Regions from separate parts of the Homo sapiens genome. Here regions 2, 3, 4 and 5 are each linked to region 1. A link is a loop called in an ENCODE intact Hi-C map of the cell type or tissue named here. Cell type or tissue: A673. All regions are shown on one strand.

The links. A loop is a pair of places that touch in the nucleus more often than their neighbours do. Peaks named below come from ENCODE experiments on the same cell type or tissue, not always from the same donor. Only the 100,000 strongest peaks of a DNase experiment are listed, where the experiment ranks them.
Region 2: it touches region 1 in a loop (4-fold over the local background); 33 of 110 quality-filtered maps call a loop at or near these places.
Region 3: it touches region 1 in a loop (4-fold over the local background); 19 of 110 quality-filtered maps call a loop at or near these places.
Region 4: a loop joins it to region 1, with 2.8 times the contacts of the local background. A loop is called at or near these places in 3 of 110 quality-filtered maps.
Region 5: a loop joins it to region 1, with 4 times the contacts of the local background. A loop is called at or near these places in 42 of 110 quality-filtered maps.

What each region holds. Positions count from the first base shown.
Region 1 is chr12:131,831,501-131,836,500 of GRCh38, forward strand. All of the region lies in intron 1 of MMP17 (matrix metallopeptidase 17), which reads left to right. Among named protein-coding and RNA genes, the nearest start is that of MMP17, 5.6 kb to the left of the region's middle. RefSeq lists an enhancer at 1,062-1,671. In A673, CTCF peaks have their summits at 2,461 and 4,919 (motif pointing right); DNase peaks (open chromatin) are centred at 451, 971 and 2,451; H3K4me3 peaks cover 896 bases; H3K27ac peaks cover 1,562 bases.
Region 2 is chr12:131,607,120-131,612,119 of GRCh38, forward strand. No RefSeq gene overlaps it. Among named protein-coding and RNA genes, the nearest start is that of LINC02414, 39 kb to the right of the region's middle. RefSeq lists an enhancer at 526-715. In A673, a CTCF peak has its summit at 2,083 (motif pointing right); a DNase peak (open chromatin) is centred at 2,112.
Region 3 is chr12:131,999,471-132,004,470 of GRCh38, forward strand. The region is part of intron 12 of EP400 (E1A binding protein p400); the gene reads left to right. Among named protein-coding and RNA genes, the nearest start is that of SNORA49, 29 kb to the right of the region's middle. In A673, a CTCF peak has its summit at 2,250 (motif pointing left); a DNase peak (open chromatin) is centred at 2,211.
Region 4 is chr12:131,752,804-131,757,803 of GRCh38, forward strand. It overlaps SFSWAP (splicing factor SWAP), which reads left to right. Exons shown (of 18, transcript NM_004592.4): 8 at 320-560; 9 at 1,565-1,696; 10 at 2,583-2,676; 11 at 3,670-3,841. Among named protein-coding and RNA genes, the nearest start is that of SFSWAP, 44 kb to the left of the region's middle. In A673, a CTCF peak has its summit at 2,653; a DNase peak (open chromatin) is centred at 2,668.
Region 5 is chr12:131,102,571-131,107,570 of GRCh38, forward strand. ADGRD1 (adhesion G protein-coupled receptor D1) reads left to right here. Exons shown (of 25, transcript NM_198827.5): 16 at 2,261-2,364; 17 at 3,184-3,295. Among named protein-coding and RNA genes, the nearest start is that of LINC01257, 60 kb to the right of the region's middle. RefSeq lists an enhancer at 2,465-2,534. In A673, CTCF peaks have their summits at 2,276 (motif pointing right) and 2,486; a DNase peak (open chromatin) is centred at 2,311.

The DNA of each region.
Region 1 (5,000 bases):
GGGTGTCCCCTCTCACCCTGCAGCTGCTCCCAGAGCTTCAGGCGAGCACCCCCAGCCAAAACCAAGACAGGCAGGAGGGTTAGACCATGGCCTGATTTCGCCATGAGAGACGTCTGACTGTCCCTTGCTCCGCGGTCCCCTTCTGACAGCCGTCTTCATGGCTCCGGGGATGTTGTTTGCCTTGGACGTGGGCTTTGCCACCCAACTAAGTGCCGGGCCTCAGTCTCCCTGTCTGCGCAATGGGGCCAGTGAGGACAGGCTGCCGTGCGATCAGCGGAGGTGCTTCCGATGGTTCAGGGACAGGAAGGGGGAAGGCTGGAGAGGATCTGGGGGGGGACGGGAAGGGGGAAGGCTGGAGAGGATCGGCGTGGGGGGACCGGAAGGGGGAAGGCTGGAGAGGATCTGGGGGGAGATGGGAAGGGGGAAGGCTGGAGAGGATCTGGGGGAGGGACCGGAAGGGGGAAGGCTGGAGAGGATCTGGGGGGTGACGGGAAGGGGGAAGGCTGGAGAGGATGGGGAGGGACCGGAAGGGGGAAGGCTGGAGAGGATCTGCGGGGGGAAGGGAAGGGGGAAGGCTGGAGAGGATCTGGGGGGGACGGGAAGGGGGAAGGCTGGAGAGGATCTGGGGGGGGACGGGAAGGGGGAAGGCTGGAGAGGATCTGGGGGGGAAGGGAAGGGGGAAGGCTGGAGAGGATCTGGGGGGGACGGGAAGGGGGAAGGCTGGAGAGGATCTGGAGGGGAAGGGAAGGGGGAAGGCTGGAGAGGATCTGGGGGGGACGGGAAGGGGGAAGGCTGGAGAGGATCGGGGGGACGGGAACGGGGAAGGCTGGAGAGGATCCGGGAGGGGGATGGGAAGGGGGAAGGCTGGAGAGGATCTTGTGGGGGAACGGGAAGGGGGAAGGCTGGAGAGGATCTGGGGGCACTGCAGGGTGTTCCCTGACACAGTGTCTTCCTGGGGGTTCCAGGGGCACTTTGCGCATGCGTGAGTTTGCCTCCTTGTTGGCAGCAGATCCCGTGGGACGCTTGCCCTGGCTGTGGACGCAGGGCAGGTGTCAGACGCATGCAGGGCGGCGTTTCTGTCACGCAGTGGGTGGGAGCCTCCTGGGCACCCGCCTCTGGGATTCGGGCCCTCCTGGGCACCCGCCTCTGGGATTCGGGCCCTCCTGGGCACCGTCTGAGTGGGACAGGACGGCAGGGACAGGACGGGGTGTGGAGCCTGGCTTCCCCTGTGGACCCTGCAGTAATAAGCAAGTCCCCTCCTCATGTTGGCCCCAAGGGCTCCACGCGATCTGGCCCACCTCCTTCTCCACCCCGCCCCCTGACTCTGTCACACCCGCTCCTCTGCGCTGTGTGTTTTCCCTGCCAAAGGGCCTTTGCACTTGCTGTCCCCACCACCGTGAGCATGTGAGCACCGCCCCACGCATCACCTGGACAGCTCCTTCCGTGTCCCCCAGGATGTTCCCTGAGCACCCATTTCATCAGCCCTCCAGCCCATCCCTCACCCCCACACAGCACAGTGGTCACAGGCGGAGACCCGGAAGCCAACAGCCTGGGCTGAGCTGAGGATACATGTCCGAACTCCCTGTGCCTCCGTGTTCTCATCTGTAAACTGGGAGTAATAAGAACACCCACTTCATAAGGTTAACCCTCAGTTGCCTGTGAGCACCTGCTTTGTGCCAGGCACCCTCCAGCAGGGACCACCCCCAGCCTTGCAGTGCCTGAGGGACATGGGCACGAATGACGTGGGCATGGTTGGGTAGTGCTGGATAACTGTTGGCTGTTAGGATCGAATAGAGCAGTTATTACTGTTCAGGACATAATGACCGCCTGAGACGCGTGTATGTGTTCAGGTGTTTGCTATTTATCTTCCTCACGATCCCGTCTTCCCCTGTGGGCAGTGGGATGGGGTCCCGCGGTCTCAGTCTCTCCCCAGTTGCTCAGACAGACGGATTCAGGGGATCTGGCAGTGTCCCTGCGGAAGAGGCTGGAGCAAGGGGGTCACTCCAACCGAGGGTCAGCCCCCAGAGGAGGCCGGTGCAGGGGAACCCCGCATGGCTGAGTGGGTCAGACGTGGTTGCTGGGACCACACCACAGCTCCATCACTGACCGTGTGCTGTGTGACCGTGGACAGGTTATCCACACTCTCTGAGCCTTAGTTTTCTCATCTGTAAAATGGGGCTGATGACACCTGCTCTCCCTGCCCCCAGGCCCCATGCAGGTTGGGTCACAGATGAGTATGGGGGTCGGGCCCTCATTCATCTGCAGGGGCCAGGCCCAGGCGCCACCACCATGGCACAGCAAGGCCACACATGCACCCGCCAGCCAGGGTGCCCTGGGCGGGAGGGGCCGTTACAACCAATCAGTGCAACCCAAAGCCCGGGGACGGGGCCTGCACTCCATAAACTCCCCAAAAACCATAAATTCCCTAAAAACCGTCAAAGGGAATTCTGTGCTGTGTGCATTACGCCCTCTTAAGGCTGGAAACAGATACGCATTGTGTCAGACAACAAGCATGGCTGAACGGTGAATCCAGAGTGGGCCTGGGCAGCTGCCTGCATCTGCGTCAGAGTCAGGGGCTGTGGGTGCCCACTTCCTGCCTGTGCCCCCCAGGGCAGGGCTCTGCCTCTGGCCTCTGTGTCCCCATCTTTGGTAATGGCCCAGCCCATGGGAGGAGCAGGAGAGCGGCCGCCTCTCCTAGGCAGCTCCAGAAATCAGCATCAGCCAGGGGGTGGCTGCCGTGGGTTGGGGCTCCCTGGAGCTCCTGGCAGCCCCCTCCCGCCTCCTCCCTCCTCCCGGCAGCCCCTCCCCCTCCCCAGTGGCCTTCTGGAAGGTTCACCCTGCTGCTGCTGCAGCACCCGCCCGCCACAGCCTCTGTTGCCCTGGAGACAGCGGTCTCCGTGGCGACAGCAGAGGGAGGACCAGGCGGCGGGTGGGCGTGGAGGGGGGCAGGTAGCAGGTTCCCAGGATCAGACGCCCCCCTGCCTGCGTGGGATCCACAGGCTCTGTAGGTACTGGGGGCAGGGGGCAGGGAGGGGGACACCTGGAGCGGGGAGTCTGGGCCCCCACCCCAGCGGCCATCCTACAGCAGGCATCCCCCTACCCACTGTGGGTGGGAGTGGGTCAGGGTAGAGGCCTGGCGGGAGAGGAGGGGTGGGGAGGGGCAGCCACATTTGCCCTGAGCTGCTGGCTGCAGTGGGGGGGTTTGCCCCAGGACTGTGCTCCAGGCCTGGTTAACCCCTACTCCCCTTAGCTAACAAGCCCACCTTGCCACCACCACCACCCCATTAGCCTGGGTCAACATTTCCAAGCCCTAGCCAGGAATCAGCCGCCCCCTCCCAGATGGACCTGAGCTGCCTGGTGAGCTGCCTGCCGCCTCTTCCCTGCAGGCTCAGGCCTCCCCACAGCCGCGCCTCCACCCACACTGGGAGCACAGGACAGGTCAGGGCTGGGCGAGGGCGCCTCGTGGGCTCAGGAGGCCCCCTGGGGCAGGTGGCCACTTCTACCTGTGTCCACCCGAAGGCTGGTGGCTCCCAAACCTGCAAGGCTTGTTCTGTTGGGGTGTCCCTGGCAAACTAGGAAGTGGTTCCCACCCTCTCACTCCAGCCCCCAAGACGGCCCCTCCCAGGATGCCTAGCCTGAGATTTGGGGCACAGCCCCCTGAGCACAAACTCGTGTTAGGTAGGAGGCACCCACCAGCCCTGCCCCACAGACCCACCACCCCCCAAGATTCGATGCCATTCTATGCTCAAATTCCAGTGCCTCTGGGGCCACAGGCGACAGTGCCTGTTTATCATGGGCGGGGCTGCCTGTCCCGGGCTGGTGCTGGGGCCCTGGTTCTATGAGTTGAAGCAGGCTGGCCGCTCACACCTGCAACTAAACCACCTGCTTCCAAACATTGGGCAACATTCCACAGCCACTGGGAGTGCTGCCTGCCAGGCCCGGCTCCACTTTCCTGAAATGCATGTGGCCTCGTGGCCAGGCTGCCCAGCTCCCTGGGGACCAGAGTGGGGGGTGCCCCAAACCGCCACCGTGAACCCCACAGAGTAAATGGGCCACTCAGTGCAGCTACCAGCCATGACCTCAGCTTATAGACGGGAAGGCTGGGGGGTGAGTTGTCCTCCCAAGGGGTCTCAGCACCTGCTGGCCCAACCCAGGCAGCAGCTGGCCTGGGTGGGAAAGGCACCTGCCTGTGTGGACCCTTCCCTGGTGAGGGGGCAGGGGGTCATCATCCAATATCATAGATGATGTGAGGAAACTCCAGAGTGCTTCCTGGAGGAGGTGACAGGCTATTGTAACCATGAGGCACAGTGGCCCTGTTGAGCTGTGATCTTAACAAAGGACTAAAAAGTGCAGAATGTGCTGATGGGCATCTCCAGCACCTACAGCGGTGACTGATCATGGGACACCCTCAGTAAACCCTGCAGGTGCAAGGTAGTGTGGGACCGGATGCTCGGGGCCAAAGATCCCCACACCCTGGAGGTCAGGGCGGAAGTGGGAGGCCAGCTTGTCAAGGCCAAGGCTGTCACCCCCAAGGCCCCTCCAGAGAAGCTGCCCACCCCAGTCATGAACGTCCACTTTGACGTCCTGTCGTGCCTATAGCTTTGGAGGGGCCCCCAGTTCTGTACACACTCTTGGCTTCCCCAAGGGGCTGAGGGGCTGGGCTGGGTCAGTAGGGTTTGGAAAGGGGGTAAAGGCACAGAGGGGGGCCCCGGGAAGGACTCAGTGCTTCCTGGAAGGGGGATCTCGGGGTGTGCAGATCCCATGTAGTGTCTTGTGAGGCCCCTCCTGGCCAGCACGGCCTGTTGCTGATGCCCCTGGGACTTCCAGGATGGTGGTGCCTCATTCCTCTGAGCACTGCCTGCTGGTGGGCAGGAGGGTTGGCCAGGACCACCCCATCACCAGCTCCTGCAGACCAGAACCTGGAGGCCCAGCAGGTGGCATAAATGAGTCACAAGCATTTTCTTTTTTCTTTTTCCTTTTTTTTTTTTTTAGGATTTCTT
Region 2 (5,000 bases), 220 kb before region 1:
TTGTTTGTTTTTTGTTTTTTGAGACAGAGTCTCACTCTGTTGCCCAGGCTGGAGTGCAGTGGTGCGATCTTGGCTCACTGCAACCTCCACCTCCCAGGTTCTCCTGCCTCAGCCTCCCGAGTAGCTGGAATTACAGAGGCCCAAGACCACGTCCAGCTAATTTTTGGATTTTTAGTAGAGATGAGGTCTCACCATGTTGGCCAGGCTGGTCTTGAACTGCTGACCTCAAGTGATCTGCCCACCTCGGCCTCCCAAAGTACTGGAATTACAGGCGTGAGCCACCATGCCCGGCCCCAGGTTATTTTTTAATATTTTTGATCTGAGGTCCAAGGACATGGGGCCTATGGATATGGAGGGCCACGTCCATCTGTTTCCCCTCTCAGATTCTTCCCAGTCACCCTCTCAAACTTGCCAGTTGGTATTCTATTCCGGTTTAACTCTGGCATTAACTCATCTCAACCTAATCTCAGTGGAATCATAGAGGTAGATTTTGGATCCGACATTACCTGGGGGATTCTGTGGGAGTTAGGAGGAAGAGAAGTGAGTGTTTGTACAATCCACTGACAGCTATTCCTGTACTGCCTGTGTCTTCATTGTTTTGAATTTCTGTTTCATTTTCTATTTTTAAGCCTGTCTTGAGTCAGTTGAAATCAGATTAGCTGTCCTCTGAAGTTCCTTCCAGTTCTGAGAATCTGTGATTTCATTTAATATTAAACAGACTTGTGAGCAAACATGAAGGATGCGGAGGTATTTTATGAACTATAAACATACCAACACCAGTATGAGATTACTAATTCAACCTTTGTGTGTCTTGTGTATTCACACGGAGTACAGGTGCCTCAGGGAAGGGACCCAATGGTGTTGGGTCACCGGTTTCAGTGCATGCTCAGTATGACAGCCATAAGATCTCACTTTGCATGCAGTGGCTGGTCGGGTGCGGTCATCCGTGGTCACACTGCACCAGGGATGCCTTCAGGAAGGCTGTTCAGACCTTACAGAGGCATCTTCCCCTACACACAGAATTCCTTTTCTTTCTCACACACATGGTCCTTCAAGTTGTTTTCCAGACTTTTTTGTGTATAGGCCACGGATTCCAGCAGTGGTGGAGGGTGAGTCACTGTCACCGGTGGTAATTTATCATAGTTACCATGTTGGGAGGTTAGGAGGGGCTGGTTGTCATTCATCCATCCTCAGATTGTTTTTGTGATTTCTCTCAACATCAGTAGGTTGGGGTTTTTTTGATGAATTGTGTTTGTTTGTTTGTTTTTCTACCTTCCAAAAGTCTTTGTGGGATACTTCATTTTGGCTCTTTCATGTGTCTGGATGGTCTGACATTTTTGTTTTATTACAAAATTGAGCGGTAGAAACTGTAAATGAAGAATTTCACTCTTAGAAATGTCCAGCAAAGATCATTTAAATAGGTGAATAAAGAATTGAAGGTCCTCAGTTAGTAACATTACAGTCCTAGCATAAATTCTTCCTTAATTTTCATCTATGATGGGTTAGCTCTGATTAAAAATACCACTGGGGCTTGCGATTTTTACTTCTCTTCAGTTGCATTCGATATCAATTTTGTTTTAATTGTTTTATTTACATTTCATAGGAAATCAATGCAATGGACAAATGAGAGAGAAGCAAAAACACATTAATGGCATTTGTTTTTGCCATGTGACCATTTGAAGCAATTCTGGGAATAAACAGTTTAAAATCTGTTACTGTTTAGAATTAAATACTTTATATTTGGCATGTACTGCCTTCGTCTGATTTCTGCGTTGTTTCCATGGAAACGCGCATAATTTATGTGAAAGCGCCACACCATGTGTGATCACTTATGTTTAAGCCCAGTTTGGGATATTGTCTCTCGTATCCCCACACCTCCTCACCACTATTTTGTCTTTGATATGGAGCAGGTGTTGGCGAATGCAGCAACATCACTAAGGCAAGTTCCACCATAGACAACGCAGATATTTTGCTTGGAGAGTTTCTGCTTTTAAAATCTTTGGGGGAGCCAAGCCAACACCCCATGTTCACTCTGACACGTGGCTTCTGTGGTTCTGCGGGAACAGAAACACGCAGTTCCAGGACGGGCCTCCAGGGGGAGGTTGGGGCCGCCCTTCCTGCTCAGCCTGCAACCGACTCCTCCCGCCAGACAGGCTGTGGTCAGAGACACAACAGGAAAATCAAATTTGTTGATTTTCCAAACAAAAAGAAGTTGGTTTGTTTTTTGTATTTTACAGGTTTTTTTTCTACTTCGATAGCATTTTGGTGGTTTTTGTTACATGCATGAATTGTGTGGTGGTGAATTCTGAGATTCTAGTGCCCCCGTCACCCAAGGGGTGTCCATTGTCCTAGCGTGTAGGTCTTTTTATCCCTAGCCCCATCCCGCCCTCCTCCTTCTGAGCCTCTAGAGCCCATTACATCACTCCGTACGCCTTCGCGTAGTCAGCCTAGCTCCCTCTGACAAGTGAGAACATGTGGTTTTGGTTTTCCACGCCTGTGTTCCTTCACTTAGAATAATGCCCCCAGCTCCGTCCGAGTTGCTGCCCATCGGCTACTGAATGGATAAAGAAAACGTGGTGTCTATACACCAAGGGGTACTACTCAGCCATTAACATGAATGCAATACTGTCTGTTCCAGCAGCTTTTTGAGGAAGGCTAGCGCACCTAGCTAATCCATCTGAAGCCTAATGCTGTGCTCTGTTGTCTCAAAAATCAGTACTTGGAGGCAGGAATGTGGCTGCCTGCAGCAAACCATGAGAGACTCTGGGGACCTCGCTGTGGGGTTTTGGTGGGAAGGCGGCCCCAAGCCATCCCTGGCTCCTTGGCAGCAATGCAGGGCATCCCAGGGAAGCGGCTGGTGACGCTGGCACCTTTGATCATGAGAGAAGGGCGGTGGGGCCATCATGGAAAGCTTTAGAGAACTCAGCTACAAAACAGGAGATGTGGGCCTTGTGTTCCCATAGCCTTAAGAGCGGCATGAAAGAAACAGCCGTGGCTTCACCTGCCCAACGGGTAGGGAACAAGGCATGAAAAGACAACATTGTAGCCCTGTTGGTGGAGGCCCTCTCTGTCTTCGTCCACGAATGTGAAGCTTCTGATGGTCAACCTCAGAAATTAATCAAGAGCCTGCAGAGCTGCAGTGGGACAGGAGTGTCCCCCGTTTTATAGCCCATGGCAACACTGGGTCCGTTGGAGCAGGTTCGTCTGAAGGAGCTGGAGAGTGGCTGCCCGCAGTGGTCCCAGATCCCACCTGTCTATGAGGAGGCCACACCCTCCAGGGCACAGTTGACTGGACCTTTGATGACCTCTGACACAAGCAGGCCTCTCCCTGGCCACCTGGCCTGGGCGCCAAGAGTCTTGTTTCGGGTTGAGCCTGCCTCGTAAGCAAGATATGAGGAATCTCGGGGCTGTGTGCTGGGTGGGGAGCACCTTCTGCCTCATGGACAGAGGGGCAGAGAAGTCAGACCAGCAGAGGAAAGATGACAAAGCCACCTGCAAGGGAGAGCGGGGGCAGCCGGCCTCCTCTTCCTGGCACCCTCTCTTTTCTTGCCTTTTCTGTCATTAAACTTTCCTGGTTTTCCTCCCATTTCTCTGGACACCCCTTGGGCCCGCTTGCCAGCTCCTCTGCCTTCTTGTTTAAACAGCATCCCTTCCCACACCGTAGCCTGCTGGATAGAGTCCTGGGTCCCTAAGATGGGACAGGATGGTGACACCTGGCAGGAAGCGGGCAATGTCCCTACACACAGTTCCAGCTCCAGAGTGGAGGCTCAGGGATTTTGCCCAGGGGAGGGTAAAAGTGAGGGCTCCAGGTCTCTTCCCAAGGAAACTAACTTCATCTGCAGCACAGTATGGGGAAGTTGAAGCCCAAGGATGCTCTCAAGAACAGCGGAGGTGTGGCGGAAGGCGCCAGTGGACAGCAGATTCCTGGAGATGTGGGCCGCACTGCAGGCTGGCTAGTTTGCAGGGTCGGGCTGTGGGCTGTTTCTTGGAACAGGAGCGGCATGTGGGCAGGGCAGAGCCTCCAAGGCACCTGCTACAGCAGCAGCAGCCTTCACAGGGCAGGCTGGAGTGCCTGTGGAATGAGGGCATGGTGCCTGCGGCTCGGGTGTGCACAGTGGAGATGGGAGGGAGATAGTGTCTGGGCCAGGAAGACGGAGACGAAGCCGTCTCCTCTATTTCACTCATTAAAAATAACTCTGGGTCTCAGTTCCTCTGCAGCCAACCAGTCTTGGTGCCTTGGGTAGTTGGGTGTTTGGGGTCTAAATGAGCCTCTGCTTTCTGCAGACCTAGCCCTGGGGCTCAGCAGAGCGGAGGCCCCACAGTTCATGCTGACTGTGCCTCACGTGGGCTGGGGCAGAGAGAAGCCAACCAGAGACCCTTCAGCCACACGGGGTGTGTGGGGTTCCATCCAGCCTGCACCCAGCTGCCCGGACACGGCTCTGACGTGGGCTGAGTCCACACGTGGTGTGTGGGGTTCCATCCAGCCTGCACCCAACTGCCCGGAAACGGCTCTGACGTGGGCTGAGTCCACTCAGGGGTCCTTTGTGCCAATCCATTGTACAGGCAGGGGTGCCTGCTCCCCCTGCCCAGCATGGCCCCACCCACCTGCACAAGAAGGCCCAGGCTCCCTGTGCCCTGGCTCTGTGCCCCCCAGGCCCTGTCCTCCCTGCAGCCATGCCACATGATCCATGGTGCACTTGTTTCCGGCTCTGTGCCCCACCAAATGGCCCACCAGCCCAGAGGAAACCCAGGGCCACGTATTCCAAATCGTGATGGGGTGAGCCTGTGGTGCTGTCGAGACCCTGGAAAAATCCCCTGGGGTGGGGTCCTGCCCTCGGTCTCCACCCCACCTGGCCGCTGACATCGTGGGGATCCTGCCCCTTCCCCACTCCGCTGTGAGCCGCCCACCCGCTCCTTCCACCTGCCTGAGTCTTGAGTCACGACACTTTGCAGAATTAAGTTACTTCGCCACTGGCTCTCCACTTGAAAGTAACCTCTCT
Region 3 (5,000 bases), 170 kb after region 1:
CTCTGTCGCCCAGGCTGGAGTGCAGTGGCACGATCTCAGCTCACTGCAACCTCCGCCTCCTGGGTTCAAGCGATTCTCCTGCCTCAGCCTCCTGAGTAGCTGGGATTATAGGCACCAGCCACCATGCCTGGCTATTTTTTATATTTTTAGTAGAGATAGGGTTTTACCGTGTTGCCCAGGCTGGTCTCCAACTCCTGACCTCAGGTGATCTGCCCACCTGAGCCTCCCAAAGTGCTGGGGTTACAGGCTGAGCCACCGTGCCTGGCCCTCATACATTAAATTGAGGAATATGACTTTTTCTTTTCTTCATAGTCAATTATGATAGTCAAATTTTCTAGGAATTTCTTTATTTCATCTACATTTTAAAATTTATTGGCATACATTGTCAATAATTTCTCCTTACAGTGTTTCCGATCTTGGCTGTGTTTGTATGTATGTCCCTTCTTTCTCCTAATACTGTGTATTTATGCCTGTTTTCTTGATAGTCTTGTCAAAAGTTTGTCAGATTCTTTTTTTTTTTTTTTAATCTGGCGCCTGTATATTGTTTTCTGTTTTGTTTCTGCTCGTAGTATTTCTTTTTTAAAAACATCTTTTTCTGAGTTTTTAACTTGGATGACTAGCTTCCTAATTTTCATCAGCTCATTAATATAAACATTTAAGGGTCTGAATTTTTCCGTAATACTGCTTTAGCTGAATATCATATTTATTATTCAGTTTTAAATATTTTCTGATTTCCCCTGTATATATATTTTATTGACCCATGAGTTATTTAGAAGGATGTTTCTTAATTTCCAAACAATACAGGGTTTTCAATATATATTTTTATTATTATTCTACATTAATTGCATTTTGATCAGACAGAAGATGTATGGGATTCTCACTGACCTGGATTTTGTTGAGGTAGGTTTTGAATGGACCAGTTTATAAACATTCCATACATGCTTTAAAACAACATGCATTCATCAGGTTATGGTACAATTCTCTCTCTCAGTCCACCAGGTAGAACTTGTTGATTGCATTATCCAGTTCTTATCCTTACTGATTTTTGTCTTCTTGCTCTATCAATTACTGAGAGAAGTATGTTAAAATGTTCCATTATGATAATGAGTACCTATTTCTCCTTAAGTTTCTGTCAGTTTTCATTTTATGTATTTTGAGACTATGTTAGTATGTGCATATATAGGTTTAGAATTGTTATCCTATTACGTCATCAGTTTTACTTGATTCTAGATAATTTTATCACATCTGTGTTCTATTTTATGAATTCTCTTTTAAGCTCTTCCTAGTCTTTTGTTAACCCATTGATTAAGTGTTAAATTCCAGTTACCAGTTTGTTTTAAGACATTCCCAATGGTTTTTTAGAAAACCTACATGAAATTTTAAAATTATCTCTTGCTCTGTATTCAGACTTTCAGTCATCTCTTTTATTTCTTCAAATATGAAATTTTATAATCTCTGCCTAATAATTGCATGGGTGATGTTTTTGCAGGTCTGATTCTGCTGTCGTTTATGAATCCTGGTTTCTGCTGATGGTACATTGTTTCCTAGCGTACTTTGTGATTTTTGACAATTTATTGGTGTAGGGACCAGCCCCACAGGGTCGGTGGGTTTCTTCCCACCGTGTGTGGAGACGAGAGATTGTGGAAATAAAGACACGAGACAAAGAGATAAAAGAAAAGACAGCTGGGCCCAGGGGACCACTCCCACCAAGACGCGGAGACTGGTAGTGGCCCCGAATGTCTGGCTGCGCTATTATTTATTGGATACAAAGCAAAAGGGGCAGGGTAAATAGTGTGAGTCATCTCCAATGATAGGTAGGGTCACGTGGGTTACGTGTCCACTGGACAGGGGGCCCTCCCCTGCCTGGCAGCCGAGGCAGAGAGAGAGAGACAGCTTACGCCATTATTTCTGCATATCAGAGACTTTTAGTACTTTCACTAATTTTGCTACTGTTATCTAAAAGGCAGAGCCACGTGTACAGGATGGAACATGAAAGCAGACTAGGAGTGTGACCACTGAAGCACAGCATCACAGGGAGACGGTTAGGCCTCCGGATAACTGTGCGTGGGCCTGACTGATGTCAGGGCCTCCACAAGAGGTGGAGGAGTAGAGTCTTCTCTAAACTCCCCACAAGGAAAGGGAGACTCCCTTTCCCGGTCCGCTAAGTAGCAGGTGTTTTTCCTTGACACTGAGGCTACAACAGGCGTCTTCCCAGATCCTGGCGTTACCGCTAGACCCAGGAGCCCTCTGGTGGCCCTGTCCGGGCATAACAGAAGGCTCGCACTCTTGTCTTCTGGTCACTCCTCACTATGTCTCCTCAGCTCCTATCTCTGTATGGGCTGGCTTTTCCTAGGTTATGATTATAGAGCGAGGATTATTATAATATTGGAATAAAGAGTAATTGCTACAAACTAGTGATTAATGATATTCGTATATAATCATGTCTATGATCTAGATCTAGTATAACTCTTGTTGTTTTATATATTTTATTACACTGGAACAGCTCGTGCCCTCGGTCTCTTGCCTCGGCACCTGGATGGCTTGCCGCCCACATATTGGAACTTCATTGTGGAAGTTACTTTAGGCCTGACAGTGAAGGAGTTTCCTCTAGAGAGAGTTTCTGTTAACTTCTGATCTGTGTTCTTTTGTAAAGCATGTCTCTTGTAAACAGCATATAGTTGGTCTTCTCTGCCCTACAGTTTATTCTAATGTCCCTATGTCTCTAAATTGGAGTGTTTAGTACATTTGTATTAAATTTAAGCCTGTTCTATTAATAATTGGGCCTAGATCTATCCTAATTTTAAAATTTATCTTGTATTTTCTCACCTGTTCTTTAGTCAATCTCTTTATGGTTAAAGCATCAGGCAAGTATTTACAAATTATTTCATTTCCTCTTCTCTGTTAGCTTTCTGTATTCTTGTTGTAGGGGCTATCTGATTATGGTGCGCATTCTTGACTTACTAGATATCCTATTAAATTAGCGCTGTATACTCTGTGGGGCAGAGTTTGGGAGCAGCCTTGCTGGGTGGTTGTGGCACAGGTCTCCTGTGAAGATGGTTTTCAGAAGGCTTGATGTAGCAGGCTGGAGGATGCCATTCCAGGCTGGTTCATTCTGCCAGCTGATGGGCTCTGGTTGCATGCTGAGGGCAGGCTGAGTGTCCTCCTGACCTGGGGCTGGTGTCCGAGAGCAAATATCCATGAGGGAGCAGGATAGACACTGTAGTATCTTTTGTAGCTGAGTCTTGGAAGTCACCTACGGTCATTCTCACATATGGTGGTCACACCGGTCAGGCCAGGTCAGTGTGGGAGAGACCAGGAGTGAACACCAGGAGGTGGGTTCCTGGGGATCCCATTGTCTTTATGGTGTCGAGCTGAATCCATGAGCAGAGCCTCTCATTGGGTCAAGGCTTCTTCATGGTCTTCAGGAACCTCTTAGAGCTTTCTTCACAGAGATGTGGAATTTTTGAAAGTTTAATTCTAAGTATATTTAGCTCTTCATGTCCATGGGTTTCAAATCCATGAATTTGATCAACTACAGATAGAAAATATTTACCAAAAACAAAACAAAGCAAAACAGTAAAAAATAAGAACACAGCTGGGTGTGGTGGCTCACACCTGTAATCCTGGCTGCTTGGGAGACTGAGGCAGGATGGTCACTTGAGCCCAGGAGTTCAAGTTCAGCCTGGGCAACATAGCAAGACCCCATCTCTAAAAGAAATATTAAAAAAAAAAAAAACAGCCAACCAAAAAAACCCCCCAAACCAAATAAGCCAAAATAACAGTACAACAATTACAAAAAAGATACCAAAAAAATGTGTAACAACTATTTACATAGCATTCACATTGTATTAGGTATTATAAGTAACCTAGAGATTATTTAAAATATATGAGAGGATGTGTATAGGTTACGTGCAAATATACATTACTTTATATAAGGGACTTGAGCATCCTTGGATTTTGGTATCGAAAGGGGCCTTGGAACCACCTTCTCAGGGATACTGAGGGACGACTGTATTTAATTTTCTGTCTAAACAGGTTTTTTTTTCTTCGATTTCATTTTCTAACTCATTTCCATATGTGGAGGCTGATTTCTGTGTATTGTTTGTTCTGAGACACCTTACAGAATTATCTTCTTACTGGAAGTTTCCAGTGGTTTGGCTTGTTTTTCCTACTTACATATAGCATCATATGCTGTAGTGGTGCATCCCAGCATTTCGCTCTGGAAGCATCAGACAGACAGGAAAGGTGAAGAACCTTGTTAGGAACATCATGGACACACCACCTGAATTCCACAGCCAACACTTACTTTCACTGGGCTCCATTAGGTCTATGTCCATCAAGCCAGTGTGGCAAATATTTAACATCCTGAGCAAATGAATTCAAAAAGTGTTTTGCTAGTCCCAAGTGGACAGTGCCTTTAACATGGTCCTTGTAGGGTGCTTGTCCATGGCATTTGTTGTTTTGGCTCAACAGTCTTTGACATAAAATACAGATGCAAACAAGCTCACATATCACAAGTACACAGCCCAACTAAAGGGTTTTCCCCTGTTAGATCTACCACTGTGTGAACATTCTTTGAACAGAAATCTGGGTTCACATTTCTGTCATTCCTCTGGATAGACTCACTAAAAGGGGAAATGATGAGGTTGAGGGCATTGGATTCCAAAGCCCTTCAGCTTTCCGTGTTGATTTCCAGAAAAATCCAGCCAGTTTATGCCATTATCAGCAGCATGTGGGAGTATCTAATTCATAATAATTTCCCAGTGTTATGATTTTAAGGTGGTTGATAATTTGGTACTTAACAAATTGTGCACTGATTTCCAGGGATGATTAATGAAAAAACATTTTATTGCCCTTTACACTTTTATGTATGTAACAGCTTCATATCCTTTGCCCACTGTTATTGGGGATTTAATTAATGTGTGGTATTTTTTTTTAAGCAATTAGGGTGAGTGTTTTATAAAAAAAGCTTAATTATGTTTTATTATACTTTTTAACAT
Region 4 (5,000 bases), 79 kb before region 1:
GTTCCCAACCTGCACATTTTGAAGTTAAGGAGGACATTAATTTGTCTAGAGAGTATTCATATCTGGTGCCTTTGAATGTCCTCATGCCATTCGCTTTCCATCTGTCTTTGGATGCGTGTTGTGGCTTTGCCTGGTTCTTTTAAATTGCATATTGTGCAGACAACTTTTTGTATCAGAAAAATCTAGAAAACAGCATGGTTGGAAGTGAGCAGAGGCAAGGCTGCATCTTGCCGGGGGAAGGGCTCTTGTGGCTGCATTGTGGACTCATGGACCAGCCTGTGGCCGGCCATGCTCACTCCGGGGCAATGTGTCTCCACAGCGACCGTGGCAGCCATGTATTACAGCTACTACATGCTACCGGACGGCACTTACTGCCTGGCGCCGCCCCCTCCCGGAATCGACGTGACTACTTACTACAGCACCCTTCCTGCTGGCGTGACCGTGTCTAACTCCCCTGGAGTGACGACCACCGCCCCACCACCTCCTGGGACCACACCACTACCGCCCCCAACCACAGCAGAGACTAGCAGCGGGGCCACCTCCACAACCACCACCACAAGGTAGGTGCAGCGTCCACCGCTGCCTGCTGTGTGAGTCACTCAGCACTGCAGTCACTGGGGCCGTCTGTGTCTCCATGGGGGGCTTGTAATCTAGATCATATACAGGGGTCCCCATTGTCTGAGTAGTTATTATTCCAAATCCCCAAGTTACAAAGTTGACAGGAAAACAGAAATGGTTGTAGCACAAACTTTTTAGCATTGAAGTTAAACCACTTATAAAGTTGAATTCATTTCACGTCGCACGCTGGCCCCAGATCTCCAGCATCTGTTCTTGCGCTTTGTGTCAGAGTCTCAGTTGAGCTGTGCTAGGCAAAATCAGTATGCAGTGAAGCTGCAGTTGTTTGCAAAACATGCAGGTTCATAAAGTTGACGCAGGTGATGTTGGGGTGCTTCATGAGTCTCTCCCAAGCTGTTGGCCACCAGGGGACCCTGGCAGCTACTTTAGTTAACCTGTGAAGCCATCGGCAGAGCCCTAGCTTCTCCAGCAGCGAGGGCCCCCAGTGTTCAGGGGACGAGTATGAGACAGGCGCTTTACCAGTGGGCCTGGAATGCCCTGCCTTGAAAGGAGACTCCTGGGAAATGGAATGAAACACGCGAGTTTCTGTGAAAACGACTCTTTCTGGTCATGCTGAGCAAGTCAGACAGGAAATGAAGGAGGTTGAACCATGCTTGCCGACTTGTTTTCAATATAACAACAACAACAACAAACTGCTTATTCTTTGTTATTTCTAAGAATTAGCTTGTGATTGGGGGGAAATGTTAATTAGTAGGAAAAATGCACCTTTTATCACTAAAATCCCCATTTTTCACTCTTGACAACAATCCTGTCTAGTTGACTTTAGTTTCTGTCGTGTGCATCACCTTCAACAAGAGCCTCCCCTAACACACTGTTTATAACTCACATGTCTCTCCGGGCATCTGAGGCGGTGAGGACCCCCGAGCAGCCAGGACTGAGCTTGGCGAGCCCCTGAAGCCCAGGGGTCTCACAGACTCTTCTCCTGCAGTGCACTTGCCCCCGTGGCCGCCATCATCCCCCCGCCCCCCGACGTCCAGCCCGTGATTGACAAGCTGGCCGAGTATGTCGCCAGGAACGGCCTGAAGTTCGAGACCAGTGTTCGTGCCAAGAATGATCAAAGGTCAGAAGAAGAATTTTATATGTTAGGTATATGGCATTTGGGGGTTTCGTTTAGCCTTTTTTTAAAAAAATGTAGGTACAGAATTAATTTTTTTATATATTTTTAAGCCTTTTCTTGGCTCAAATGTCTTTTTTTTTTTTTTTTTTTTTTTTGAGATGGAGTCTTGCTCTGTCACCCAGGCTGGAGTGCAGTGGCGCGATCTTGATTGACTGTAACCTCTACCTCCTGGGCTCAAGCAATTCTCCTGTCTCAGCCTCCTGAGTAGCTGGGACTACAGGCGCGCACCACCACGCCTGGTTAATTTTTGTATTTTGGTAGAGACAGGGTTTCACTGTGTTGGCCAGGCTGGTCTCAAACTCCTGACCTCAAGTGATCCACTTGCCTCAGCCTCCCAAAGTGCTAGGATTACAGATGTGAGCCACCACGCCCAACCAATGTCTTTAGATAAATACATTTTTTAATTGGCTTGTTAAATTGCTTAGACTTGGGTGGTGTTTTTAAATTATGTTACCTGTTTTTTGTTTCATTTTTTAAGTAGGAATTTTGAAGCTACCTAAAATAAAAGCCTATAATTCATGGTTTTCAAGAATCTGCCTTAAAAATCTAGACACAAACCCTTCTTTTTAAAAACCAAGCAATGTCCCACGCCTCAGTACTAATAAAACGTAAAGATATGTTGTCACATTTGCAGCGTGACCTGTGTAACCCCGGGCAAGCGATTTCGACCCCCTGTGTGCAGTCTCCCTCGTCTATAAGATGAGTAGCTAAAACAGTAACCACCTTGTGGGATTGTTGAGATCAGTAAAGAGCTAGGAGAACAGGGCCTGTTGTTACTTCAGTGAGCTTGTCTTGGTAAATGACCCATTTTCTTTCTTTTTCTGCTCAGATTTGAGTTCCTGCAGCCGTGGCACCAGTATAATGCTTATTATGAGTTTAAGAAGCAGTTCTTCCTCCAGAAAGAAGGGGGCGATAGCATGCAGGTACGTGTCTGAATGCAGGGAGGCTGTGAAGCTCTTAGAGGTGGCTCCGCCTTCCAGATCAGAAGTCGCTTTCTGTTTCTTCTCCTACAGGTGAAAGGGCTGGGTGATTCTTCACCTTTTTTTAATGTGTGTCTGGCATACTCCATCTTTCACGTCCCCCTTAGCTCTGGAACCTGATCTGTTGAAAGCATCTGCCCACGTTCACAGCATTGATGATTGTTTGTCCAGCACGTTCTAAACAAACAAAAAAAATCCTGTTCCTTCAACTGTTCGATGTTTTGGCCGTCTACAGTTACTAGCTACCTTTCATGACAGCCGGGTACCTTGCTTCTGTTGTGTTAACATGTATGAAATATATAAAATATAAGTGGGCGCCTCATGCCTGGCCAGCTGGTGCTGGGGGTGTCCTGCAGCACGGCCTCTGCCTGTGCCTGCACGCCCTTCCCCCTCACCAGATCCCCAGCGTGGTGCTGGCGCACTTGGAAGTGCTTTTTGTCCTACAGCCCCCTCTTCTGCCTTTGCTCTGCTCTTCTCAGTTATATAGACACCCTGACATTTTTGTAAAGCCAGTTTTGGTGAGGAGATGACATGGGCCTTACTTCTCAGGAGATTTCTTCAGACCCTTATCTCCAATAGCCCACACTGAAAGAAACTGACTCCTCTGTAGGTGATGGGGATAATTTGGTATTTTTAAAGAATTCTGAGTAATCAGTGTCCAAAGAAAAGATACTGAAAATTGGTTCCCAAGGCAGTATTAGGGCTTCAAAGAGTATAGTGTTTTTTCAGACAGGAGAAAATCTTCCATTCCTCTTTGATACATTCCATTGTAAGAAAAAACAGCAGATCTGGATTTGGAAGTCTGTTCCCAGTGCTGCTTGGGCAGTAATGTACAATTGCCGTTGTCCAGTGAAACATATACCGTATACATCTCTCTTTTTTTAAAATTTCTGTATAATTTCCTGCTGACAGTTTATAGTGACATTTAATCTCTAGGCTGTGTCTGCACCAGAAGAGGCTCCCACAGACTCTGCTCCCGAGAAGCCAAGTGATGCTGGGGAGGATGGCGCGCCTGAAGACGCAGCCGAGGTGGGAGCACGGGCAGGCTCAGGCGGGAAGAAGGAGGCATCGTCCAGTAAGACCGTCCCGGACGGGAAGCTGGTGAAAGGTATGCTGCCACTTGCATGTTGGCCTTGCACATTCCACCATAAGTTGGCAAGCGTAGGATCCTCGGTGACCTCAGACTCAGCGCCCTCACCTGCAGGCTGGGGTGGGGTTGGCGGCCCCCTGGAGGTTGCTGTGGTGAAACCTCTGCCTTCCATGCTGTGTCATGCTTGCCTCGCGTGGCATTGGAGGTAACGTGAGTGTGAGCAGCCCTTAGGTATGTGTCTGTTTAACAGTCTGTTCAGTGTACTGGACATTTGTACAGAAAGTTTCAAATAATCCTTTGTACTCCCTGGGACTTCTGAAACTATTTATATGCAAACTGTTGTACCAGTGAAATTCATTTATTAATTTGTCAAAGCAGATTCCTTGAGAATCTCTACCAGGCAATACTTCACTCACTCGATTTCAGTTACTTTGTTATGTTCTTGGAGCAAGACTTTGATGTCACAGGACAGACAGGCATGTAAAAATACAAAGTCAGTGTAATTAAAAAGCAGACAGAAGCAAAGGCCAGAGCAGGCCCTTAGCCAGGAACCTCGTGGAGCAGCAGTGGGCTCCCCCCGCGGGAGGGAGGTTCTGTGGAGTAGAGGCGTTCAGCTGGTGTTGCGAGAGGAACGGGAAGCTCTGAGGCAGGGGTGCAGCCCTAGGCAGGAGCCCCGTGGTGCGAGCTGCCCGGCCCCGTGTTGAGATGCGGTAGGTGGTCAGCAGTGACTTCGGGGGTGGCTGGTGAAGGAGCCTTGGCCAGCTTGCCCCGGTGCACCCTGTCGGGGAGGGGCCAGCACATCTGACAGGCTTTAGGTCAGCGGAATAACTTTATCCAGTCTGGTGACTTTGTGATGCGGTTAAGCCACTGGAGCGACTTCAGAGATTTCTGGTGGCATTGGTGGCCTGGAATGGAGTGTGACAGGTGTGGCAGTGGGGTGAGGTGTGGCAGTGGGGCGAGGCGACAGCTCTTGGGTCAGAAGGAAAGGCAGAGTGGAGACAAGAGATTGAGGAAGTGGGCTGGGGTGATAAGAGGACCGTCCTTTGCATAAAGATGCCTTGTTGTATGAGAATGGTGATCATTCAGCGAAACCAAATCCATGTGGATGAACCGCTAACTAGGCAATTCACTATATGTGTCTTTGGGCCTCTCATTCGAGTAGGTTACCTGAGCACAA
Region 5 (5,000 bases), 730 kb before region 1:
AGGGAGTGGGCTCTGGGCAGAGTCGGTGTGAGTTCACCAAAGTCTCCACCTTGAGTTCCTCAAGCCCAGTGCAGGAGAGCCCATGAGGGTCAGGGGAAGCCAAGATGGAGGCACACACCCAGGGGACATCGTGGCACCTGCTGCAGGGAAGCCCACGGGCATGGCTGTGATTCCCAGGGGTCAGAGGTCAACAGCCTGAAGGTCTTCTCAAATATGGGAGGCCAGGCCCAGGAGTTGAAGGAAAAAGGTTTATCCATGGGAGAAGGAGTAGTGGGGCTCTCCTACCCCTAACTGCATGATTCTGCAATAACCAGAAACAAGAACAAGAAACCGCAGCCATTCTCCTGAGGGGACGGGGGCCCCATTTCTTCAAAGTTCCCTCTCATCCTCAGGGATACTGATGGGCTCCCCTGTGACTGCCCCTCCTCTCTCCCTGGGGCATCATGAACCTGGAAGGGGGATTCTTCCGTCTCCCTGGCCCTGGCCACGCAGTGCCCACCTTTCCCGTGATAGCCACAACGTCCGTGGAGAGGGAAGTCCAGCCCCTGGGAAATTGGAAGTTGTGCGCAGGTCCTTGCCTGCTGAGGCCTGAGCCGGCGTTCAGCACAGGTGGCTCTGCCCAGCCCTCAGCCTCTCTGCCTTGTCCCTGAGCCGGAGAGCACAAAAGGGCCCCTCCAGGGGAAATGCTGCTGGTGTCATGGCAACAGCTGTTTCACTCCTGAAGGGGGCCAGGCCAAGGCCCTGCCTTCTGCAAGCACTGGTTCTCAGAGAAGATACCAGGGCCTGCAGGGTGAAAATGAGCTCCTGCTAAAATGGGAGGCACAGGCTGTGGCGTCCAGGCTGCCCCTACCCCAGCCCCACGCACCCAGGAATCTAGCACGTCTGTAGCCCCTCGGGCGTGAGCCCACTCCGCTGTGAATCACAGTTGAAGGCGGTGCTTGCTGAGTGTTCGGGCTTCCCATGGCCCCCTGGCCCCAGGTTGCTCCCCGTGGTCCAGTGCACTACCTGCCTCACCCTGAGCTGGGGCCCCCTGGGCCTGCGGCATCTCCTCCCTCATTGCCAACAGCTCCTTACACACTCAGAGTGGCCTCCTTTTGTTCCTTTGTCCTGGTGATCGGGGAGAAGGCATTTAGACTCCCCCTACCCGCATGCCACAGGAGGAAGCTGGAGGCAGGCGTCTCGGAGGACGGGGGGACGTGGGTCTGGGGTCTGGGGCCTCAGTGCCGGACAGGGACAGCATGATGCAGGCTTCAGGCTTCAGCTGGGCCTCTGACAAGAGCCATGGGCCACAGGAGGAAGCACGTGGCGCCCTCCTGCACGTGAGCAGCTGGGAGGCTGCCCTTCCAGGCCTGTGGCTTAGGAGCCCGGAGCCTCCTGGAGCGCAGGGTCACATGTGTCTGAGCTTGAGGCCCCGACTTCAGAACCGAGGGGGCGCCGTCTGGATTGTGCGGTCGGTGAACTGCGGCTTCGGTTCTATCCTTTGTGGCCCTGCAGCCGCTTAATCCCCAGGTGTGTTCTGTTCTGCCTCATTCCCACAAGGTGTTGGGACCCAGCAGACACGGGTGCTGGCGATCACCACCGTGTCCATTTAGAGAGCTTTCCTGAGGCCCACAGTGTGCAGGCGGCAGCCATTGTGCGGGGACTGGGAGGGTTGTGGCCTCAGGCGGGGGCGGTAGCCAGCTCTTCCCTAGCACTACTTTGTGCGGGGACTGGGAGGGTCGTGGCCTCAGGCCGGGGCGGTAACCAGCTCTTCCCTAGCTGCTCCAGCACTTTATGTTTGTAAATTCATGGAGTCCTTGCGGCCACTGTGGGAATGGAGAGGGGTCATTATTTTCATTTCACAGCCGAGTGTCACATGGCCCAGATTGTCAGCCAGGACGTGGCCCAGCTGGGACTTGAACCCGGGAGGTCTGGCTCTGGGGCTGACTGTTAGTCTGCAGCCCTGTGTATTGCAGTGTAGACAGGAGGCTCAGCGCCTGCCCGGGCCAGGCAGCCACAGTCTGGAGACTGTGGCTGAGGGAGCCTCAGTGTTCTGTAGGGCACCTCGGGGCACCGGACATGCACGCACAGAACCAGGGCTGCAACCCCAGCACCGGCCTCTGTCGGTGGCAGCAACAGACATTTGGGCTGGGAGGCAGGCTTGGTGGTCAGCACCACACTCACAGGGGACCAGCTGTGCACCCACCTGGGCCCTCTGCAGCTTCAGGCTCCGATGGGGTGCCTGGGCCTGCTGCTGACGCCTCTGCTCTGCTCCCCGCAGCTTGCACGCGGACACCAGGTGGCGCTGTCGTCTATCAGCTATGTGGGCTGCTCCCTCTCCGTGCTCTGCCTGGTGGCCACGCTGGTCACCTTCGCCGTGCTGTCGTGAGTCCCCTTTTCTAATCCACCCAACAGTCTCTCGGCCCCTGCCTGCACCCAGATCTCAAGATGGAAGAGACACGGGAGAGGGGAGGGGCTGTGGAGGTAAGAGCACCAGGCTTAGCTGGAAAGGTCTGGAAAGGCCCCCAGCCCAGGCACAGGAATTCTGGTGGAACCCGAGCCAGGCAAAAGGGGATGGCCATGGGCCTGGGGACACCTCAGCCCTGTGCTCAGATATTCACTCTCGCTCCCACGTTCCTCAGCACAGGCGTGTGGTCGGCTTTGAGGGCCCGACTGTGCCCAAGAGAGATGAGAACATGCTTGGATGGGGGCTGGACAATAACCAAGTAAACAAAAGCGAGAACAAACATCTTCACTGTGATCACGCCACGAGGCAGCAGGGCAGAGAGCGAGGGGTGCAGCTAGGTCCCAGCAGTGGTCAGGAAGCTTACGCTGAGGGAGACATTTGGGCCGCCATGCGGGGACCTGGGAGAGGGTTTACTGCATGGGAACAGCTATGCAAAGGCCCCACAGCTGGAATAAGCTGGGGCTTTGAGAAGCAGGAACATGAGCTGGGAAAGAAAGGAACTCAGAGCAGAGCCATGGCCCAGGGTCAGACTGTGTAGGGCTGTGTGGGCATGGAAGGAGCTGGGGTCAGATCCAAGAGCAATAGGGAGCCATCGATGGTCCACAGCAGGGAGTGACAGCAACCCCTCTGGCTGCTCTTGGAGGAATGGATATAGGGACTTCGTGGGGCCAGGGAGCCCAGCCTGGGGGACTGGGTCGGCGCAGGGCCCAGGCCTCACACCCTGCCTCTGTCCTCAGCTCCGTGAGCACCATCCGGAACCAGCGCTACCACATCCACGCCAACCTGTCCTTCGCCGTGCTGGTGGCCCAGGTCCTGCTGCTCATTAGTTTCCGCCTCGAGCCGGGCACGGTGAGTGGGCGCAGCTCCGTGTTCCTGCGCTGTCCTTCCCTTGCCTCCTCGGATGTCACCGGGTGGCACCTTCTGCTAGCTTTTTCAACTCAAATTTCAGAACCCATCTCCCCAGACAACCAGGGCTGTGGTTTTCTCGGGGGAAGCAGAGATCGTGACGTGCATGAGCTGGTTTCTGTGCTGCACGCCAGCCTCGGGTAAAGCTGCCGCTGCCGCCACCCACTCACACTGCCTAGCACCAGCTACGCGCGAGGCACCATGACAAGGGCTTGCATCTGTGAAGCCATGTCACCCTCTAACCAGCTGTCATCCTCTCAGCCTACAGATAAAGGAATTGGGGCACAGGGCTCACAGTCCTTGGCCAAGCTGACGGCCTGGTGTGGGCAGACCAAGACTCTTATTGGCTGCAGGCTGTGCCCTTCATCAGCTGCTTGACAGCAAACAGTTGTGCCACCTCTGTTCAGCGAAGCAGACCTGCAGACCTAGATGCCATCTTTCCCTGCCCTTTGCATGGAGTGGGGGGTTCTCTGGGGCCCTAAGAAGTCTTAGACCTCACAGAAGGCAAAGAGCTGAGACTCTCTGAAGTGACCCAGCAGTGGAATGATGTGGGCTTGTAAGCTAGTTGATGGAAGAGAAAAACAGAGGGCTGCCTGCTCCATGTGTGGGAGGAAAAAGGGAGCTGGTTCTGGCAGAAGCTCTTAGGAACCCAGCAGGATAAGCCTGTGGTCTTAGGGTGCAATCAGGATTGGCCAACAGAAGATGAACGCTTTATCCCATGCCTAGCGGGTCAGCAGAGCCTCTCCTCCTCACTGCCCAGCAGAGCCCTTTGTCCCCATGCATGTCCTGGGGCTGCTGCCTATGGACAGACCCACCTTCATGTGGCAGCAAGCACCTCCCTCACAGGGCACCCCACCTCAGACTCGGGAGCATCTGAGAAGTTCCTGGATGCACCGTGGAATGGATGGGGTGTGCACTGGCCTCATGTTCTCCTGCTGGACGCTTCTCAGGCTCCGGTGTGAAACCTCCCATGAGGATTCCTTACAGTGCAGATTTTGGTTTAGGAGCTCTGGGTGGAGCTCAGAATGCTGTATTTCTATCAATCATTCAGGTGATGCTGACGCTGCCTGTTCAAGTCCATACTGGGGAGCAAGGTCCCACTGTGTGCTGGCAGCAGGAGGGGAGGCAGGTCTGCAGCAGCTCCAGGTGTCTATAATCCCAGCTGGTGGCCCTAGGGGACTGGGAGAGCATCTTTCCTCCAGAACCCTGTGTCTCAATCCCAGGGAAGGGCTCTGATGGGTCCCGCTTTCCCAGAGACCTGTGTCTGAATCCCAGGGAAGGGCTCTGATGGGTCCCGCTCTCCCAGAGACCTGTGTCTGAATCCCAGGGAAGGGCTCTGATGGGTCCTGCTTTCCCAGAGACCTGTGTCTGAATCCCAGCGAAGGGCTCTGATGGGTCCCGCTCTCCCAGAGACCTGTGGCTAAATCCCAGGGAAGGGCTCTGATGGGTCCCGCTCTCCCAGAGACCCGTGTCTAAATCGCAGGGAAGGGCTCTGATGGGTCCTGCTCTCCCAGAGACCCGTGTCTAAATCCCAGGGAAGGGCTCTGATGGGTCCCGCTCTCCCAGAGACCCGTGTCTGAATCCCAGGGAAGGGCTCTGATGGGTCCCGCTCTCCCAGAGACCTGGGTCAGAATCCCAGGGAAGGGCT